Linked DNA regions of Homo sapiens: region 2 is linked to region 1. The links are chromatin loops, found by intact Hi-C in ENCODE. Cell type or tissue: GM12878. All regions are shown on one strand. Links, peaks and the distances in the headings refer to the core of each region. The heading gives the core; the rest is flanking DNA.

Region 1 (2,811 bases), core at 212-2,711:
AACAAAAATGTAAGAAAATCCTAAAACCGTAAGAGCCTTATAAAAATAGCTGGAGTGGGCAAGAATGTGTGAGTTTAACCAAGCCATCTGCCTTCTGCTCCGCTGGCAAACAATTCAGTTATACAGTACAGCTCTTGATTAAATATAAAAACACTTCTCCCACCCTTTTTCTGTCATAATAATAATTTTGGTGCATTTCTTTGTATACATTGTTTTTTATATACTGCAAGAATTTTTCATGTGGCTAAAAACTACTGAGTCTCAATATTTTTCTGATTCGCTACCATTGACTTACCTAAGATATTTCCACTAGGACAATATAGATTACATATAATGTTTTTTTCATAATCGTTATTTGAAATGGCTGTATAATCTTCCATTGAGTGGATGCACCATAATCTAGTTAAACTATTTCCTGTTGTTAGATTTTAGGCTGTGACTAATTTTTCACTATTATGAATAATTTTCCTGTGAGAAGTGCAAACCGTAGGCATATTTTTTTAATCTCTGGATTATTTCCTTAGTACAAATACCCAGGAGATTCTACTAGGTGAAAGGATGAGAATATTTTAAAATCTCCTGATAGCCAGGTGCAGTGGCTTGCACCTGTCATTCTACTTACTTGGGAGACTGAAGCAAAAGGATCCCTTGAGCTCAGGAGTTCAAGAACAGCTTGGGCGACATAGCAAGACCCTGCCTCTAAAAATTACTAAATAAATAAAACTAAAAGATCTCAATACATATAGCTAAATCAATTTCTAAAAGACGTTTCTAATTCTACTGGTAATGTACTATAGTACTAACAAACATTAAATATTATTATAAATGTTGCTATGCTTTGTAGCCAAATGAATGGAAGGGGTATCTTATCACTTTTAAAATTAAAAGTGAGGTGGAACATTTTTCCATGTTTGTTAACTAGATGATCTCTTCTTCTCAATATCTATTTACTTTATTATACCACGAAGGACTTGAAGAGCTTTCAAGTAGTGTTTGTCAGTAAGAAAACATACTCTTTTTGTTTCTTTTTTATGTAGGTGTTTTGTGTGGGTCACTCCATGGATTCATAGGTGAATCTATTCCCTCAAAATGAATCTATTGGGAACATTCTTTAAAAAAAAACAAACAAACAAAAGTAACAGAGCAATAGCAAGATCTTTCTGAAAAAGAAATTGCTGGCACATTTTACCAGCATTTACCTTGATCCAAATCATTGAGTTTAGAGAGAGATCCAGTCAATTTAGCAAATCAGCCAAAAGCAACAGTATATGACAGATCAAATTCCATTGGAACAAATACCACACAGACTGGGCAATTCCAGGGGCAGATATAAGACAAATGAGGGGAAGTTGAAGGGAGATAAGATTGTTGGCTGATAGAAAGGAATTTCTAACAACTAACTCGAGCCCCAAATAGACAACAAAGGAGCAACAAAGATGCAAAGATGGTCAGGAGGAGTTTGGAGGATTCATGCAGGAGGGTGTGGGAGGCCTTGTGGTGAGTAGACTGGATAGGACCCCTAAAGTCCCTTCCAACTCTATTTTCCTTAGAGTGGCCCTTGGACCTGAACTTCCTGGTCCTGGGAATAGGAGATTGCTTTGTACAGGACAGAAAAAGAGGAAGAACCTGTCCCTCTCTTCTTGAGGGTGGGGCTGACCATAGTCAGAATTTTGAAATAGAGTTTATCTTTGGCATCTTCTCACTTCCCTTTCTGTACTTTTGCTTACCAGCTGCCCAGTATTCCGATGGGGGTGTTAGCCTCTAAGCAGTGCCACTCCTGCATTACTTCTTTCTCTTTAACCACTTCAAAACTCCCATTCTCTTAACACAGCTAACCTCAGCTAGCTGTTGAAAGGAAAGCAATCTGTTTGAACCATTTCACTCTAAAGCATGACCGACTGATAGTATCATGATCTTCCCAAACAGATACGAATTTTCAAAACAAGATGTTTCTAAAGCCAATGGCATCTTTAACAACATGTGGTAAATTAAACCCCACTTAATAACCCTTCTGAAGTTCAAGTTCCAGCTACATTAATTACTGTCCCTCAGTATTGAGGAAATTACTAGGCCATCCTGTGTTTCAATATTCTTATCAGAAAATGAGGAAGAAATACAACTAAACCATATAATTTATATAAGCTGCCTGGCATAATGCTTGACACATGGGTCTTATTGTTAGTTATTATTGTCCCCTTTGCAGTCATCCATGCAGAGGTGTAATCATGTATTTCTTACTCTCATAACGCATATTCCTTGGGCTGGGAGGTGAGTCTCCAAGTCAGAGTCTGGGCAGCTGACATCCTTGTTGTGTAAAAGGAGGATTTCCTCAAGTTCAGCAGCCTCTATTATCCTTTTCTATCACATTATTTCCTGCCATTACATTTTTTTCCATTCTCTTTACTTTGTGTTTTATTTGTTTGTTTGTTTGTTTGTTTGTTTGTTTGATGGTTGAATTAGGAAGTTAAATTTTGATTTGAAAGTTTGGTTAATTTATTCTCCATGTCTCTTCTTTTCTGATATGGACATTGAAAGCTATAGATTTCCCTCTGAACAACATGTTGACCATACCCCACAGATTTTGTAGAGTAATGCTTCTGTGCCCATTCATATTTATGTGATTTATAATTTCCATTTGATTTTGTCCTTAGCCCAAGAGTTATTTCATTATTGATTTGTAATTCATAAACAGTCTTATTATCTCTATATTCTTATAATAAATAAATGTAGCACTTTAGGCGTTAGAGGGCCAGCAAGCATTTGGTGGCTACACAGCCTCTTCTCTTCATCTTTAGAAATGATGGATCTCAA
Region 2 (2,811 bases), core at 65-2,564, 120 kb after region 1:
ATTCAACTAACTGGCTTAATTATTCCAGAAAAACCACCTGATAAAATTTGGTATCTATTTCTCAGTCAAATTCTATTTTAAAAAGAATGGCAAATGAGTTTGCTAAATGTAACACAGAGTTTATATTTTAAAACAGAAGACTTTAAAGTTCACAGAGAATGTATCTTCATGGTAAAAGGATAGGCAAGATTTATAAATTGGATATTAAAACTATGAAGTATTGTTTATCAAAAGACTACACTGAAAGTGTCAAAAGACAAGTCAGAGTGGAATAACATATGTGCAATCCTTTAACATATCCAGAATATACCAATGAATCAACAATTAAATAAGAAAAAGACAGAAAAATGAGCAAAATATCTGAATGGAGACTTCATAAAAGAGGATATCCAACTGACCAATACATCAAAGAAAAGGTGCTCAGATCAAGATGGCCAGCTAGAAATCCTTCACAAAGACGGCCAAAACAACAATTAAACAACTAGACTTTAACACAAATAACTGAGGAAGGGTGCCAGAGTGCATCAGAAGAGTTTATAAAAGAAACTCGAGATGACCACAGAGAGAGCAGAAGGAAATGCCAAGCTTCTATCACCCCAATCCCCAATCAGGATCAGCTGGGAACCAAAAGGACTTCTCCCTGCTGCAAGGAGGTAAGGAAGAGGATCCTAGCGATCCCTATCAATACCTTAGACACTTACAGACCTCACCACTGAGGAACCCTGCAGTCCTCATAGGCCTAAGCTGCCTGGAGTATACATACGTAGCTGTGCTCCCCACAGAGAAGGAGTCAACACCGTGCCCAGCTCCCTGTGGCCTGCGCTACACTATCCTGGAATTAGAACTATGGCTGGAGTGTGTCTTGCTCCAGGAGCAAGCAGCAAAAACTCCCCTTTTCCCGTGAGGATACACCCTAGACCAGTGGCCCAACATCCTCAAGCCGAGCTTTAAGCGGCTACTGTACCTTTCAGCATGGTGCCAAATGAAGATGGAGCCACTCCACCTACCCCTACCCCACCCCACTGGGCCAGATCTGATGCTTCCTGGATAAATTTTAAAATTTGCAGTTGCAAAAAAAAAAAAGAAAAGAAAAATACTGCAGCTTAAGACTTCAATGAATGAAATAAATATAATAGAACTAAAATAGCAGACATGATCAAGCATAAGACACAAATCTCTGAACTTGAAGATAAGTCTTTCAAAATTACCTACTCAAAGAAATAAGAAATGAGAATGAAAATGAAATGAGAACACCTACAAGACTTACAGGAAATCATTAAGCAAACAAATGTTCATGTTATGAAAGTTCCAGGAGGAGAAAAAAGGAAGCACAGAAAGCCTGCCAAATGAAATAGGTGAAAAGCTCCCAAGGCTGATAAGAGGTATGAACATACAGATCTAGGAAGCTCAAAGGTTCCAAAATAGATTCAACCCAAAAGGGTCTTCCCAAGGCATATTAATAGTTAAACTGTCAAAAGTGAAAGATAAAAAGAGAATTCTAAAAACAGCAAGAGAAAAAGGCATCAAGTTAATACAAGGAAATCCCCATTACACTAAAAACAGATTTCTCCAGAGAAACCTTATAGACCATGAGAGAATAAGATGATATATTCAAAATGCTGAAAGAAAAAAAAAACGTCAACCAAAAACACTATACCCAAAAAAGCTATCCTTCAGAAATGAAGTCTTTCCCAGACAAGCAAAAACTGAGGAAATTCATTACTATTAGCCAGGCCTTACAAGAAATGCTCAAGAAGGTCCTACATCTAGAAATGAAAAAATGATAATCACTACCATGAAAAAACATGAAAGTATAAAACTCACTGGTAGAACAAATACACAAAGGACAAAGAGAAAAAAATCAAACCTTATCACTATAGAAAACCATCAAACTGCAATGACAAACAATAAGACGGGAAGAAAAAAAGGAGACACGAATCAACCAGAAAACAATTTTTATAAGGACAGGAGGCTAAGTACTGTGGCTCATGCCTAGAATCCCAACACTTTGGGAAGCCAAGGCAGGAGGATGATCATGCCCAGGAGTTGGCGACCAGCCTGGGCAACAAAGCGAGACCGCCATCTCTACAAAAAATACAAAAGCCGGGCATGGTGGCAAACACCTGTAGGGAGACCAGGCCGGAAAGATTGCTTGAGCCCAGGAGTTCAAGGTTGCAGTAAACTATGCTTGTATCACTGCACTTCAGCGTGGGCAACAAAGTCAGACCCTATCTCTAAAAAAAATTTTTTTAAATTTCAAAACCCCCTCATGATAAAAACTCTTACGTTAGGTATAGAAAGAACACACCTCAACACAATAAAGGCTGTATATGACAAACTCACAGCTAACATACTGAATGGGGGAAATTTTATTTTATTGTATTTTTTTAAATTATACTTTAAGTTCTAGGGTACATGTGCACAACGTGCTGGTTATATATGTATAAGTGTGCCATGCTGGTGTGCTGCACCCATTAACTCGTCATTCCCCCCACCCCATGACAGGCCCCGGTGTGTGAAGTTCCCCACTCTGTGTCCAAGTGTTCTCATTGTTCAATTCCCACCTATGAGTGAGAACATGCAGTGTTTGGTTTTCTGTCCTTGCGACAGTTTGCTCAGAATGATGGTTTCCAGTTTTATCCATGTCCCTACAAAGGACCTGAACTCATCATTTTTTATGGCTGCACAGTATTCCATGGTGTATATGTGCCACATTTTCTTAATCCGGTCTATCACTGATGGACATTTGGGTTGGTTCCAAGTCTTTCCTATTGTGAATAGTGCCGCAATAAACATACGTGTGCGTGTGTC

The links. Peaks named below come from ENCODE experiments on the same cell type or tissue, not always from the same donor. Only the 100,000 strongest peaks of a DNase experiment are listed, where the experiment ranks them.
Region 2: a loop joins it to region 1, with 2.4 times the contacts of the local background. A loop is called at or near these places in 2 of 110 quality-filtered maps.

What each region holds. Positions count from the first base shown.
Region 1 is chr9:4,938,162-4,940,972 of GRCh38, reverse strand. No RefSeq gene overlaps it. Among named protein-coding and RNA genes, the nearest start is that of JAK2, 46 kb to the left of the region's middle. In GM12878, for the core only: no CTCF peak of the experiment used is centred there; a DNase peak (open chromatin) is centred at 1,772; H3K4me3 peaks cover 330 bases; H3K27ac peaks cover 1,504 bases.
Region 2 is chr9:4,813,726-4,816,536 of GRCh38, reverse strand. The region is part of intron 1 of RCL1 (RNA terminal phosphate cyclase like 1); the gene reads right to left. Among named protein-coding and RNA genes, the nearest start is that of RCL1, 22 kb to the right of the region's middle. RefSeq lists an enhancer at 807-956. In GM12878, for the core only: no CTCF peak of the experiment used is centred there; a DNase peak (open chromatin) is centred at 1,346; H3K4me3 peaks cover 1,841 bases; H3K27ac peaks cover 2,403 bases.